2 separate regions of the Mus musculus genome follow, and region 1 is linked to region 2. Evidence: chromatin loops called from intact Hi-C (ENCODE). Cell type or tissue: left cerebral cortex. All regions are shown on one strand. Links, peaks and the distances in the headings refer to the core of each region. The heading gives the core; the rest is flanking DNA.

What was found. Hi-C counts contacts between places; a loop is a spot of excess contacts. Peaks named below come from ENCODE experiments on the same cell type or tissue, not always from the same donor. Only the 100,000 strongest peaks of a DNase experiment are listed, where the experiment ranks them.
Region 1: a loop joins it to region 2, with 4 times the contacts of the local background. A loop is called at or near these places in 10 of 42 quality-filtered maps.

The regions. Positions count from the first base shown.
Region 1 is chr12:89,297,619-89,305,957 of GRCm38, reverse strand. The region is part of intron 7 of Nrxn3 (neurexin III); the gene reads right to left. Among named protein-coding and RNA genes, the nearest start is that of Gm40537, 330 kb to the right of the region's middle. In left cerebral cortex, for the core only: a CTCF peak has its summit at 3,740 (motif pointing right); a DNase peak (open chromatin) is centred at 3,745.
Region 2 is chr12:88,988,930-88,997,268 of GRCm38, reverse strand. All of the region lies in intron 3 of Nrxn3 (neurexin III), which reads right to left. Among named protein-coding and RNA genes, the nearest start is that of Gm40537, 20 kb to the right of the region's middle. In left cerebral cortex, for the core only: CTCF peaks have their summits at 853 and 4,958 (motif pointing left); DNase peaks (open chromatin) are centred at 878, 3,337, 4,921 and 6,297; H3K27ac peaks cover 1,360 bases.

The DNA of each region.
Region 1 (8,339 bases), core at 206-8,205, 310 kb before region 2:
TGGGTGGTCATTGTATAGGGAGAGGGTGGGAAAACAGTACAATACCTGGGACTTGCTGTCCTGCTGCTCAAGCAGGGTTAGTGCATGCAAAATTTACAAAGAGAACCTGTCTCAATAACTTGAAAAGCTGACCACCTTGTTGCCCCACCTCATTCTCTCAGCTCACTTCAAATGCTTTCCATCCTTTGCCCCCCAGCCCTAGCCCTCATTTCTAACATGCTGATACGTGGGAGTCCTGGGGGGAATCTCTCATATAAAAAACAACTCTCTGTTAATCCTGGTTAGTTTTTCTGAGGCCCCAAAGTACATTTTACCACCAGCCACAGACACTTTCATTAACACGATTATTATTTTTCAAATAGTCCCAGTGTCATCGCACTGATAGAGCTTAGAGATGACAGAACACATCGGAAGTGGAAGCTCAGCCTCAGTGCTGTTCGCCTCCAAGACTGTCTCCTCTGCCTGAGATGAGCGATGAAAGCGTTATGGGTACGAATGTCATCGAGTTAAATAAGCTAAATATCTTGAGAGAGGCTGATTAAGTGTGCAGTCCTCCCTGGAAATCAGAGCCATCCCGCACAGCAACAAAGCCACCTTATTTCATGGGCAATTCCCCCTAGTTTTTAATGGGATTTGACTTTTGTGTTCTCAGCCCATTGGTAGCTGGAGCCTCATTCCTCTCAACTTTATCAGTAGCAGCAGCAATCCAAATACTACCTGGATTAATTCCATTTTCTGAGACATAGGATTTTTCTCAGGATAGCGGATAAGGGGGGGGGGGAGTGACTACTGGGGGAATTTTGATCCATTTCTGTCTTTTCCTACAACTGACTTCTCAGTGAAGATGGCTCTCATGATTGATTTCTTTTCTCCTGTTCTAAGTATGGCATTTGACTTGGATAATATAATGAAACTGGCTGTAATGCCTCCAATTTACATGCAACTTGCTCACCACAGAAAATTCTAAATGTATTGTTACAGGATCTTAACTGCCCTGTTTGGTAATTGGTTCCTTGAAAAGCAGAAGAAATAGTTGTCAATAACCAAGGTCTCATTAGAATTAGACATGATAGCTACTGTTATCCAAGACAAACCTCTCACTTTTCCATGCTGACTTTCCACATGTAGAAACATATCACAAGTGTTAAACTCATCCCATCTCCTAAGGCTCAGGAGAGTCTTGGAGAGATGGCTTCATAATATTGCTTCTCTCCAAGCATGAGGGCCTATGTTTAAATTCTCAGCCCTGCTGTAAATACGAGGTCAAGTGTACATGTGCCTATAACCTGAGCACTGGGAGGCAGATGAAGGCAGATCCTAGGAGCCTATCAACAAGCCAAATTGGCAAGCTTCTTGCTCAGTGAAAGACCCTCTCCCCAGGAAATAAAGTAAAGATTAACAACAGAAGACAGTAACGTCCTTTGTGTGCTGAAGGCATAAAAATTTATGCTTTCACATGCATATCAAATATACATGCACATACAGCACACACACACACACACACACACACACACACACACGGAGGAGATTACTTTGTCAGACTATAACCAACCAAGTATAAAATAAGCACTTGTATAAGTAATTACATATAATCTGCATCATGCAGGACTATAAAACAGAATAGCCAGAGAGAGTGACAACCCTCACATCAAGAGATAAACGAAACCCAAATTTCTTAGATTGCTCCCCATCTACCTTACCAAATGTGTGTTCACTCTGTGGCCCATCAAATGCCATCCAACAGTAACAGTGTTAGCATGCCTACGTCTATCTTTTTGGTCTTGCCTTTTCACTTACCTAGAAACATTTTTTTTCTTTTATTTACAAAAAGAGAAGATATTCACTCATTCCTTGTAATGAAACACTTCTTCTGTGACAGTGAGTTAAAATAAAGAACTGACTGAATGAATACAAGCATTCTTAAAATCATGTGATGTGTTAAAGTGTGAACTCTAGATCCACTGTGGGAACTACAGTTTTGCTGGGAGACCTGTGTGATCTCCCACAAGCCGCCTAACCTCAGTACCTCTGTACTTTCTCTCTCTCTCTCTCTCTCTCTCTCTCTCTCTCTCTCTCTCTCTCTCTCTCTGTGTGTGTGTGTGTGTGTGTGTGTGTGTGTGTGTGTGTGTGTGTGTGTGTGTTCCTATGTAGAAATAAGGAAGTAAGCATGCCATGGTGTATGCATTGAGGCCAAAGATCAACCTTCAATGCCTCTCTTGGTCTTTCATCTTATTTGACACAGGGTCTCTATGTTGTGTGTGCCATGGTATGAGAGATTAGCTGACCCAGGAGCTTCTGGGGATCTCTCATCTCTATCCTCCATCTTCCCATAGAAGTGTTAGAATTGCTGATGCTCTTGACATACAGCTAGCTTTTATGTAATTTCTGGGAAGTTAAGCTTGGGCCCTCACTGAACATCTGGCCAGTCCAGCTATGTGCTTTAAAAAAAAATGGACTAACAGTAGCCAATGTCAAGAGGTAGCTGATAGAAAGCCCCCAATAATAAAGTTACTATCACAATTATCTCTAATTATCTAGGCCCTGTGCCATTGCTCCAAGGCTGAGTTGAATTTATAGTCCTTAGTGAAGCTTTCTTTTGGCTACTTTGGCCAAGAGAATCTTTTTCTTCCTCCTTTTCTTTAATAAACATTTATTCACTGAATGGAAAATAGGATTTATCATCTATGCCAACCCTAATCAAGAAATAATGACTGCTTAGAGTCAGAGCAAAGAAGCAATGTGAAGCCAATTCCAGAATCTCCAGGGGGAAAATTATATGTAAAGATTGATGAAGGCTATGTGATGTGAATGAAGAATACACATGAGAAAAGACTACTAAGTGACAGTACTCAGCTATATTGGTGTAGGCATGAGTTTTCTCCTGCTTCCCATAGCCTTGCATCTCACCTAGGAAAACTGTTCAAGCCCCACTTTCTTTATTTGAAATATATATATATACATATATATATATTATTTTCTAGTATTGTTGGGAAATTCAATAAGAACTATTTCATACCTATCGCATTATTTATCATTGCTATATAATAACATGAAATGTCATGGCGGCTTAGGATAGAAGTTGAAGCCATCTCTCCCCACTCCCCAGTTGGGCAGTGTCTTGTGTTCCAGCCTGCCTCTGATTTTCAACTGCCCATGGCTACTCTGGATGAGGGGCTCATCCATGTACGTTTGTGTTGTGTGGGTAAAGTTTAAGTGAAAATATGTTTCTCTTTGACGAAAGCTAAGGCTAGGGGGAGGTAAATTCATTGCTGAAAGCCCCCCCCCACTTCCTAAGCCAGCAGCATGGCTTGTCTGGGCCACAGAGAACAAAAATGAAAGAATACAGAACAGAAGTTTAGATGGTTCCCCTCTGGGAATGATCCATGGCTATATGCCTTTGCTAGAGACACTAGTCAGGGCACGATTCCACTAGCGTAGAATTTTTCTTCCTCCTCCTACAGGCTAAGCAGGCAGGAAATAAAGCAGAAGAGGACAACAGCGTGACGGAGTAAACCCGGAATAAACCCTGGAGGTGTACGGGTAAAAGCATTAGAGCATTCTTAGAAAATGACACATTTAGCCGAACACTATTGTTGCAAGCCCATTTGAGATTCCATAAGAAAGAAAAATGGATGGAACTGCCCTCAAGGTGGAACTTGGAGCAGAGCTACTGAAATTCATAAGGAGCTGTCTAGACTTACTCTTTCCAATCACTGGAGGCCCAAAATGCCTGCAATTCATGGGATGGCCACCAGAGGGGGATAAAGCACATATTTGGTCATGTTTTCAGGAAAAGGACTTCTTTGGCTCTTTGACCCTTTTCCTTGGTCTGGGTTGCCTAATCCAACTGCGATACAGAAGGGTTTGTGCTTAGTCTTGTTGTAACGTGTTAGGTCATGTTTGGTGGATTTCCTTAGGAGGCCCGCTCTTTTGTTTGAAGGAAAAGGAGGAAGGAGTGGATGCGGGGAGTGAGGTTAGATTGCCAAAGATTTGAGTGATGTAGGCTGTAGATGGACAGACAGCTTTGAGTGCCTCTTACACATTTCCCAAGCACAGCAATTATTGTCTTTGCACAGTACTTCTTTTTATATTTATGGTGAGTAGTGCCATTAACTGTGTAAGCAAAACAATACGTACACGTCCGTCGTGTAGATGGAGAACCTGACCCAGGATCAGGCAATTATAAAGTAACAAGCAGGTATCACATTGTCTGGATTCAATCTTAGTACCTGCTTTCAAAAGGCCATGTTTTCTTTTGAAGCCTTGATCAACAATAGATGCAAGTTCTTTTGTCAATGTCACTCTTCACACATCTCCTAAGGTAGGGGTAGGGTATAAATTGCAAAGGAGTTTTAAAAGCATTAACTCTTTATGGAAATCGATGGTACTTTCTTCAAGAAGTAAGAAATTAGCATTGACACAGTCCCACTGACTACACAGAAGAAGGTATTCAGAGCTCACACTTCGCTTTCAGCTCCAGGATCCAGCCCAGGAACCATATTGCGTTTGAAATTCAAATGCTCATCATAGCATTTAGTGGCTATCATAGGCTCCCTCTCCTGATATCCAGCTTCGTCTATGACATCAGAGGTATCCACTTGACGACGGATCCTTCTTTAATAATTGATGCGAGACTCTGCATAACGGCCCTTAAGATGTAGTGGTTTTTAAGGTAGATATAGTGGATGGAGATAAGCGCTTTCACAGGCTTATGAAGCTGCTTTTCAAATTGAGAGTAAATATGATATAAAACTGGCATCAGCTGGGAAGAGGGACTATTCTTTTCCAGGCTCATTGCCCTCCACGGAATCCAATAACCAAATAAAAATTTAAGAAGAAATACAGGATGTGTAAGAACCTGGAAGAAATGTAAATAAGATTTTAATCAGCCTATCACATGGAACCAGGCGGGTGGCACACCATTAAACATGCTCACGCCGGAATTGGATCTATGTATAGCTGTTAATTGTGCAAATTCCCTTGTTCCTCAATGCCATCATTCCAAACCAGCTGCCAAGTACAGCTGGGTTGGTTTTGTTGTTGTTGTTGTTGTTGGGTTTTTTTTTTTTTTTTGGTCTTGTTTTCTTTTCAACAAAGGCAGTTTTTAAAAGTGGGAGCAAGACAGAAATGAAGTAAATGATTTAAAGGAACACACAACCCAACTTCCACTCTATCGTGAACCATGTAGTAGTGTTGAAAATGTATCAATTATTTTCCTGGGACATTACACTTCCCAGAAAGTATCCATACACATTGTATAGGATAGTCTTAAATTGTTTGGGGTAAATAAATATTTGGATGAGAAATAAGATGTCCCCGGTATTATTTTGTTGTCATAAGCAAGCCTTGTGAAAATAGGTCTCATCATTTTCATGTGCAAAATCATGAAAATGCATTACCTATATTTTCCAAGTGAAAGTAGTTTATATTGTCATTTTTTTGTATCACTATCTGCTTGGCATTTGAATACACATGTGAATCTGCAACAGGCTTTCATGCTTACACACACTGCAGGCAGAGAGACATCGAGATAATATATGGTCTTTGAGGACAGTATCCTTTTGGATACCCCCACCCCCAGGAGCATTTGGTACAGTATCGTCAATAAATGCTTTAGTAAAGGAGAAAGGAAAGAAGGTTCATTTCAGATGGTGCATGGACACCTTTCTTCAATGGTAGAATCTACTTAATAGAGGCATACCCATCCCACTGTGGGCATTTTCTCCAAAGAGAAAATTTGTGAATACACTGGACTTGCCATGTCTCTGTCCTAGGGACTACAAGGCCTCTCATTTTTTTAATCTGTAAAATTGAAAACAGTCTTCCTTTAAAGACTGTTACAAATCATCTTCTTTAAACAAATGTTACAAAGTCAAACAAAATTATTTATCCATGCAGGAAATTACTAGGTGAGTGAGCACTGCGTAGGAGTGGGAAGTAAATGCATCAGGGAAGAGCTGTCCATCTGTCCAGATAGAAGGAGAAAAGCAAGAGCTAAGGCCGCATACTGACCCAGGTGAGCTTAGCCTTGGTACACTGACCCAGTCCACTGCAGAGTCTCTGGCTGAGTAGGTTTCGGGTTGGGTTGGAGAGTTTCCACTTCCTGGGTAAGCCTGGTACTCATGAGGATGGAGATGATGCTTTGAAAATGACCTCACTCTTAGAGTATACTTTTCATATGTAAAGACATGGAAAGGTGTATGGAAATAATGAAACATAAAATACAAGTTTTCTAGGTAGAGAAAGTTGGGGGAAGATTTTTAAAGTAAGCTGTCTTTCAACTGACATGAAAGTTTCGGTTGGGAAAAAAAATGGATAAGGCAATCCCAGGTATTGGGAATGACACGGGCAAACTCAGCAATGGGAAACAACTGAGCAAGCCCTTGGAAATGAGAGAAGGCCTGATGCCAAGAACTGAGAAATTGAGGTACTGGGGGTGTCAAGACCTGGGGCTGAGGAGACTACAAGCACATAGAGCAACAGAGGACATTACCAACTCTCATTCTCTGAGGAGTTTTATCTGGTTTTATCTATTTATCTAACTTTAGAGTATGAAGGACTGACCGAGTATACGTCATATGCTCAGTAGGCATTACACCGTTTATGTTCTCCATCCCTGGCTTTGCTACTGAGAAGACCAGGGTGGCTTTGTGATCTGAGGCCATACTTACATTAGAATAACTGGAGGTCCTACCCAAGGAGAGCCAAACCCAGCTTAGTAGAAGTGGCTTTAGTACAGGAAACAAGATTTACACTTAACCAAAAAGAAAAACACCAACTAAGCTCTAATTACTGACTTTCCACTTTAATCAATCCATTCATTTCTATCTTGCTTTCAGAAACATCTTACATTTTCTGAACTAATTGTAGTCTATTGCTGTCCAAAGTGTTGAATTCCTGCACCCTTACCCCTGGAAAGCAGAAACAAAAACCAGCAATCAACTGGTAGCTGGGTGGACATTACCAATTCTCATTCGGTGAAATTATTTTATGTCTTGTCTGTCTATCTATCTATCTATCTATCTATCTATCATCTGTCTATCTACTTTTTGAGTACCAAGGATTGATCTAGGTATGGCATCTGCTAGTCACGCATTACACCACTGGCCTCCTCAACCCCTGAAGAGGGGGCTTCTGTACTGGGAGGACCAAAGTATAAAGTGCCCTTCTAGACCTAAGCAGTACAAGAGCTCCAATTTTTCTTTGGCCTTCATTTCTGCCAGTTACAGCTCAGGTAAGTTTTCTATCATTCATTTCTCCCATTTCCTCTTTTATAAAATGCTGCTTATAATTTTTGTTAAGGCCTGACGGAACTAATGACATATGAGAGACCCATATCTAGCACAGAATAAGCATTGCAGCTTAGCAACCATTGTCATCATTACTCACTGAGAGCATCCAAGAATAATGCTATGGGGCAATGGAGAATTCTCCTTTACATCCACAGGGGCAGGAGGGAATAGATTGAATCGTCTTAAAAGCCTTTTCAGGTAACATATCTTATGGTAAAGGTGACAACAGCCCGAGCCACAAAGGAAGAGAAGAGATGCTCTAAATAGCCCAAAGCCTGAGCAGTGTCAATGCATGTGAAATAAAGGACACAGCAGGAGAAACCATTGAGGTCCCAACCCCCAAGCTCTAAAGTTAAGCTCCGGAGAGGTGCTGTGCACCACTTTCTCCCAGTACTTGCAGGGTTACCTGGGAATTGTCACTGCTGGTTCAGCAAGAATGAATACTCACCAATGTCACTGTGGTCAGTTGGACTTGGAGATAATTCACAGCCTGTCACCCAAATCCCAGTCTTCTGCTTCTCCTTGGTGTTTGTTTGTTTGTTTGTTTGTTTGTTTTTTGGTTTTTTTCTCTTTTTCTCTTGGATATTTTCTTTATTTACATTTCAAATGTTATCCTCTTTCCTGGTTTCCCCTCCGAAAACTCCCTCCCCCTAACCCCTTCCCTCTCCCCCTGCTCACCATCCCACCCCCTTCCACTTCCTGGCCCTGGCATTCCCCTACACTGGGGCATAGAGCCTTCACAGGACCAACGGCCTCTCCTCCCATTGATGTCCGACTATGCCATCTTCTGCTACATATGCAGCTGGAGCCATGAGTCCCTCCATGTGTGCTCTATGGTTGGTGGTTTAGTCCCTGGGAGTTCTGGGTGTACTGGTTAGTTCATATAGTTGTTCCTCCTATAGGGTTACAAACCCCTTCAGCTCCCTAGGTCCTTTCTTTAGCTCCTTTATTGAGGACCCTATGCTCAGTCCAATGGATGGCTTTGAGCATCCATTTCTGTATTTGTCAGGCACTGGCAGGGTCTCTCATATACAATCACCAAACCCA
Region 2 (8,339 bases), core at 141-8,140:
ACTTTACAGAATCCTACCCAGCCTTTGCTTGAGCCATGCTACTTTCAAACCCATTGTTGTTTGATTCATATTTCAATTGTCACAATTGTGACAAATGCAAGACAGAATACCACAGAATTTTCAGAGCACATGCCAGCTGTCAGATGCTGTGTCTTGTGATTTCTCGGCATTATTCCCTTTTATCCCCATATGAACACTGAGATGGAGGTACTCTTGACCCCCACCCTGTCACCAATTGGTTGGCTTTAGCTATTTGTTGTAGGTTGTGGTTTTAGCAGTATGCTTGATTTCATGTATAGATACAGAAGCTCAGATGTAAGTACTACTCTAAGACCCCATGAGTTGACACTGGCACCCTTGGTGCCACAGTTCGGATATTTTCTTGTATAATAAGTCCGCTGCTTGTTCATTGAGCCACCCCAGGATATGCTCACGAGACTTGGGCCTCATACAGCTCCAAAAACCCATGGGTAGGTGGCATATGTAGTAGGAAAGAAGTCACACAAATGGGCTGATATAGGGGACCAGAGACACAAACCCAGTGTCTCCTCCTCTTTATCTCGGGTTTAGATGCTGTCCTTTAGATGCAAGGCTCCAGAAGTAGAAGGGGCAATGAGCTAAGTAACAGCCTGAGATTATGCACACCTGTGTTCATATATATATAAATATTCCACATCAAACAGAAGTGCCCGCAGCACAGACAGTGATGGTAGCTGGGCCTCTGTGTGTGGCTGAGAGGAAAGTTATTTACAGCAAGGTCTGGCCTCTCGCCCCACCATGTAATTCCAGGCAATTGCACTTCCAAATAGATCTTTTTGGAGAAAATCAACAGTGGCTTTGCTTTCAATCTACTGGAAAATGAAGTCCTGTGAATGTGTTATGTAAGTCCACAGGTCCACAGCAGGTGGAGTGAGGAGCTCAAACCAGCAGCTCTGCAGAGAGATGGGAGGCTCTGATTCCCAGATTCCTTCTATCTTTTCTGGCCTGCCGGGCCCTATGCATGCCTATGCATTTTCACAATGACTGACCCTGGGGCCCCAAGGCAGAAGCAAGGTATGAGACAGGGCAACTGAGACTATCACTGGGGCTCTAAAGAAGAAAAGGGAGTTAAAGAATGATAAAGGCCCTGCTGTGGCATTTATTTACAAGACAAACACAATGTCTGCTTTTTGACTCATCCACCATGCAACTTACTCCAATTTAGCAGCACCAAGTAGCACACATATGACACATCCACTCTGGTACCTGGACTGTCACGCTTGCTTTCTTTCTTTTTCAATAATAAAGTCTCACTGAGTTTCTAAGACTACAGAAACAGAGAAATAAAAGCAGACTGTCCACAACTCCATTATCTAAACAGTCATTGTTAGCATGCTGATGAGTTTTTTTTTTCCTCAGCCTTTGTTTTTAATCTATTTTTAACTTTGGAAAGATAATTTCCTGATGAGTTCTACACATTTTTCCTCTGGGTCAGAATCAGTGGAGACCAAGTCATACTCAGGGGTCTGAGAGGTTGGATGCCAGCCAGGTGGGCTGCCTAGACAGCCAATGACTGCTTAGATTACAGAAAGGTGATGAAAGGAACACAATGCTGAGAACCAGGGTTCAGTCTTTATATTGAGCAGTATCCATAATCATTAATATAAGACATCAAGTGAGTTACATCCGTTTTGGGGATTATTTGCACCATCCACAGTAGATACAGAGAGTAAAGCATATGCCTTTATATGGATATGGAGGCACTCGTGTACTTCTTATATTATTGAGAAATTCATTCTCCTGTAATGGAGTTGTGTTTTCAGAAGGACAATAGGGATATTGATAACTATCTTCTAAAATTATCATAGTAACTTTTAGGGTCACATTGAATGGGGTATGTAAGAAGAGGAATGGGTGGGAGACAAGATAATTAACACTGGGAATGTTTGAAAAGCCAAATGAAAACATAATACCTTATAAGCTTTATGTATATATATGTATATATATATATATAGTTTGTATAAAAGAATGTAATTGATATTGCCATATGTAGGCAATAATGATCCTCCCAGAAGCTATGGGATATTAAAAAGACTGCACCTCAAGTTGTTCATCAGGTATGTCCCAGACAACCCTAAAACAACACAGGCTATTGTCAAAGCTCTTGGTTGTTCACCAGAACTTGACGGTAAGATCCTCTTGCAGAAGATACCACATGCTTTCTCCATAGCACATAGAGAAATAAAGTTGGAAGTGACCAGGAAGTTTTCTCCCTGCTACACAGATTCTATGGTATCAAAAAATGCTAAGCACACTGCTTGGGGTTGGGGTTGGGGGTGGGGGGAGGGAAAATCATCAACAGACTTATCCAGCTGCAAACCCATAAACTACAATAATGACCAACATGGTAAAATATGGGTGGGAAAGTAGCACAAATGTTATGGGGGACATCATCCACATCCTGACTGAAGAGTCCTACTCCACGGGAAGCAACACATGCCTGGCACCTTGAATCTGGACAAGAACCCAAGGTTGGAAAGCTCACAGGCTTGGGGGTGAAGCTAATACTACTATTTTGCTAAATGCAAATAGAGTCAGAATACTCTCTAAATTCTTACCTCTCTACCCATAGGTTAGTGTGCACTTAGAACTCATCAGTTTTAAGGTTTTCTTGCAGAGTAAACAGCAGTCCGTGCAGAAACTTACAACTGGTCAAATAAGAGTCTGTAGAGTGCTCAACTATAAATGGGACATTAACATCACCCTGTGCCTTCCAAGGCTCATAGATGGTCTTAAAATGGGGGTGGGGTGATACAAGGGTTGTAAGATCCACATGTCAGAGGCCTGGAGTCAAAGAGTAACAAGACAGCTGCACCCATGAACTCCCAACAATGACTGCTGCCTGCACAAGATCAAGCTAATCAATATTTCAATAACAAGAAGTGAGGGGCTCATGAGCTCCCTCCTACCCAAGCTGAGAAGGTATCAACAATCAATGGCTTCTGGGAGATAGGAAGTCATTTTCTTTAAAGGTGTGGTCCCTAGAAGGCTGGCCATGATTCGGTGGATGGTCCCCTCTGGTAAGTATATGGATAGCACAAACTGGACTAGGTGGGTTACAAAAAATTTCAAAAGATAATAGGAAGTTAGGATAAATGAAGGTGGGTGTGAGAGAAGTTAGAGAAAAGAGTGAACATGAATATTATCAAAATACCTTGCATATGTGTATAACATTCTTAAAGGAGCACTAGCATATGTTATATTTAAAAAGCAAACAGCTGGAGAGATGACTCAGAAACTAAGAGTGCATTCAGCTCTTGCGGAGTACTGGATGGAGCTCAGCTCCCAGCATAAACCTGGGGTGCCTCGCTGCTTTTAAGGATGCCTCCGGCCTCCGTGGGTACCTGTGCTAACATGCACATACCCACATGTGCACACATAAATTAAAAATAATAATTAAATCTTGGCTGGGGAGATGGCACATCACTGAACAACATTTGTCTGCTTTTCCAGAATACTTAGGTTTCAATCCCAGCTCCCATATGGCACCTCATGTCTGTCTGTAACTAGTTTTAGAGACTCCAGTATGGCCTCTTCTGCTCTCTACAGGTGCCAATCACACAAGCAGTGAATGAACATATATGCAGGCAAACTATGCATTTACATAAAAAACCAATAGATATTCAAAAATTAAATGATGCATGTAAACCAACTCTTTGTTGCATTTATGTGTGTAGCTGTATGTGTTCCTGTAAGACTCACATGTATGTTTGTTGTCCATGTGCAAGTGGAGACAGGGGTCAACCTTGGATGTCACTCCTTAGAGCAGTAGTCTACCTTACCCTTTGAGGCAAAGTTTTTCAAAGTCATCCGGACTTTATTAATTTGACTAGATTGACTAGCCAGTAAGTTCTAGGGGTCTTCTTGTCTCCATTTCCTCAATAATGAAATTATATGCACATATCACCATACCAGGCTTTCTTACGAGGCTTTCTTACGTGGGTCCTAGTAATGTGACTCAGGACCCCACATTTGCATGGCAAGCACTTTAGCGATTAAGTCATGTCCCCAGCCCTGTGGGAAGACAGGATTGATGATTGCAGAGAATTGTAGGAGGTTTTATCACTTGGGTTTTAAGAAATGAGATGATTACTTGCACTATACACCATAGAAATATTTTGTGAAAGTCCAAGAAGATGATAAAGAGCAATATAAATAAAATTAAGCACACATAGGAGATCAGGGAGAGGCACAAAGTGAAGTGTTTCCCCATAATTCACACAAGGAATCAGAAATAATAAGAGAGTTCAGAGGCATCAAGGAAAAGAAAGAAAGAAAGAAAGAAAGAAAGAAAGAAAGAAAGAAAGAAAGAAAGAGAGAGAGAGAGAGAGAGAAAGAGAGGGAGGGAGGGAGAGAGGGAGGGAGGGAGGGAAAGAAAGAAAGAAAGAAAGAAAGAAAGAAAGAAAGAAAGAAAGAAAGAGAGAGAGAGAGAGAGAGAGAGAGAGGGAGGGAGGGAGGGAGGGAGGGAGGAAGGAAGGAAGGAAGGAAGGAAGGAAGAAAGGAAGGAAGGAAGAGAGTGATCGTTTCTCCTTCTTCCCATGCCTTGATTGAAAAAGGGGCAATGACCAATAACTCCCTACTAATACAATGGGAATTAAAAGGTTTTATGCTTTGAGTTGGATATGTAGCTACGCAGAAACTGAGAAGTAGCCTCAACCCCTTCATCTTACCTCAGCAGAAATCTTCCAAGAGGTGAAAATCCATTGGCTGTTTTCACCATGGACTAGAATCACTTTCATCTTTATACCTCATGGGGAAGCAGAGTGCCATAGGGATGGAGACAGAATAAGGAGGCAGTGGCTTTAGAATAGGCAAGACACCACGGAATGCTACCTGTCAAAATACCCACATTTATTTGGGGAATCCCCAGGAGCAAAGCCAACAGACCGTGGAACTAGTGTAGTGTGCCACCTTCTGGTAGGATTACATATTACACAATTTCTTGATTCATGACTGCTCACTAGCTCTGGGCTTGGAAATAAAAAGAAACCTTTCAAAGCCAATGTTGTGTTTTCATAACATCTCCAAGACCAAGGCTAGACCAAGAATGACCATGATGAAATGTGTCTTTAACAGTTCCCATGTCCTTATTCCAAATTGGAACCCTCATTCAAGCTCCCATTTGACTATACAAGCCCAATGTTCTCAGTCAATATATCAATAGCCATGGGTAGCTGCTCACCTCCTCTAGCCATACTCTACTGCCAAAGGTTAAGAGGACAGGTAATGCATACATTGCCCTTACATGTGCATTTAAGTAGGTTCTGGACAATTACTGCAATCCAGGCACTATGCTAGATCTGATCTCATCTTCCAGGATCTTATCATCCATTGAGGAAAGCAGTGATGTACTTAGGTAATCACAAGTCCCTTCTTGGGGTAAAATGTTCATAGTAAAGGAAGTCTAGGTAGGAAAAACTACCACTTATGGTTAAATTAGTCAGAAATGGCAGTGTTTGATCTCTGAGTTGAAAGATAAAATTTTAACAAAAAGAATCAGAGAAAAATACATCTGGAAAAGTTAAAACAATGCACAAAAGGCAAAAAAAAAAGTAGACAATTAAAGACCTTTTAATAGAATACCTGTACCAAAGCATACCAGGGGAGAATCGTGACAGCTACCACCTACCCAAACTCCTTTTAAAATGTGATCTTCATCACCTTCAGTTATTGCTGCTATGAAGCCCATTTTCTTGATGGAGAAAGTGAGTCTTTCAGAGGTAAGGATTTAGTTTATTGTGATTCCATGTTTTGTAAGGAGAATACACAACCTAGGGATTCTATCCCCTATAGCCTGGATGGTAGCAAGTACAATAAACAAAAGAAAATGGTTGCAGCCATTTCATGGAGGGCAAAGAATCCTTTCAAAAGCAGAGCAGGAATGAGTTTTCAAGGTGGTCTTCTTCACTGTCTATCCATCCAGACATGGTGACTCTTCGCTGGTTATTATCTTTCTTCTTAGAGACATACTCTAAGCTATCCAGCCATATATTCACAAGCTTGAAATCCATAGTAAAGTTATCTCTTCTTTCCCCCAGTGCATTTATCTGTTTGTTTGATTTTTCTGCTCACTGCATTATATGTTATTAGGCCTTAGGGTGCCTCCGTGAATTAAAGCGATACAGTCAAAATGTATGATTAAAAGGCTGAGAGGCAATAATAGCAACATAATCATACAGAGCATTCATATCCCACTTTAACATCTGTTGTCTCACTTACTCACAGAAAAATCAGCAGCACTCCGAGCCGGGAATGACAGAATGTTAGCAACTCAATTTTACCAGTGGGAACATTGAAACAGAGAGGTTGGCTAGTTTGCCTGGGGCCACAGAGCAAGTGATTGGAACTGTCACTAAATCTCCTAGCTTCCAGCCCAGACTTGTTTCCACAGAACTGTGGTCTCTCTACTCAGGAAAGATAGGTTTAGGAGATGAGAGGGCCCAGGTTTCTTACCTCAGGGAGTTTTGGGTACGGCACCATGGACAGAGAACTCAAGGCTTTTTGAGGGGGAAGCGGTTTGGTTTAGGTGAGTATGTTTGGACATGCACCACTATATCCAACTCAGCATCATCCTTCCATGACACACAATGCTACTCTCCAATTTAAAGCTCTCAAGCTAAATTCTCTGATGCTGACTAAAGGGTATGCTCAGAAAACTGTATACAGGCCATGACATAAAAATCACCTCGAAATAAGGCCAAGACTAGAAGAGGAAAGCCGCATTTAGGTCGAAGCAAACACAAACACTAATGGAAGCAGCTGCTACGTCTTCACCAGGTAGTCTGGGGCAAGTTAGCCATAGTGACATTTACCCTGCACTACCCCTAATAAGCCAGCTACAGTTAGCCAAGATTCTCTCTTTTCACATTCCAACATATTATAAGGACCACCTCCCTTATAAGCTATTAAATCTAAAAATAATGCTATTTGTCTGTGGAGCTGTGGCTTTGTGTCAGGTCCTGGGCTTGTTCTCCAAGTGTTATGTCAATTATTTCATCCTTTTGGTGACTAGTACAAGATCTATCTAACATGTGCAGGCTATGTGAAAGACAATTTGGAGAAATAACCGTGTGCTATTTCAAAAAAAAAAAAAAAAAAAAAAGACAGTGAGTCTGGAGTCTCCCAGCTATGTGATCTTGATTCTTAGTTAACCCCTAAGGGTTTAACAGTCTCTGCACCAGTAAAACTGGGGAGCTATGCTTTTTTGTGACATTGTCAAGAAGACTACAGAAAAAGCAGCCAATACCCAGAGAACAATGTGAGCACCTAGTGGGTGCTCAAATGAACACTATTTTCCAATCCTCTCTTAACATTCACATGTGACTTTGACCTTACTTAAGCCTATTTCCCCAGGCCCCACACCCCAACTCATTAACCCGATATGAAGATAAAAGTAAAGTTCCATAGAAGAAGGAATAGGTCAAGTGAGAATTTATTTATAAATCTGGAGAGAGCAGAATTCATAGTGAGGTTTTGTTTGTTTCCGTGATAGTGCATCTCATAATGACTGTATCAGAAAGTGTAGGAGGAAGAGGTTGACAAGAGTGACTAGTAAATGTACATAGAGATGCTCAGCTCCATACACTGTCAAGCCTCCTGTGGTGGTCACTAGCCACCAATGAGTAAGGAGAACTAAAATGAGGTTATGAGCCAACAAGTATCGTGTATCCCTGTCTCCCATTCACACCATTTGCAAAGCAGCTCCACACATATGATCCTGCACCAATCGGCAAGGGCCTAAGCATAAGCAGCAGGCTTTGGGACCAGAACCACAGACACAGTGTGATGGCTATCCTTCACGATCAACTGGATTAGAAGCACCGTCCTCTGAGTATGTCTTCTGGGGTGTTTCCATAAAAGTTTAATGGAGGAGAGAAGAGCCACCCTGTGTGAGGGTGCCACCAGACCATAGGCTTCAGTCACAGATTCAACAAAGTGACAAGGTAAGATGAGCACTAGTGTTCATTTCTCTCTGCTTCTTCTGGAGATGTGATGTGACCACCTGTGTCATGTTCCTGCTCTAATGCCTCCCCCTATCGCCATCCTTGTGAGATCTTCAAACTGTGAGCCAAAATAAAATTTCCTTTCCTTGCTTGTTTTTTGCCAGAGCCACAAGAGAAATAACTAGGTATCTTGATCTGTCCACCTGTCTCAAAAAACGCAACTTTCACCCACTTTGATATTATGACTTCAGAATCAGGAGTAGCTGTTCTTCCTCATCCCGGAGCTCACATCAAGTGGGATTCAATGTCATTAAAAACAGGAAAGACTCTTAATAAATATATGTCTGCTGTTGGACA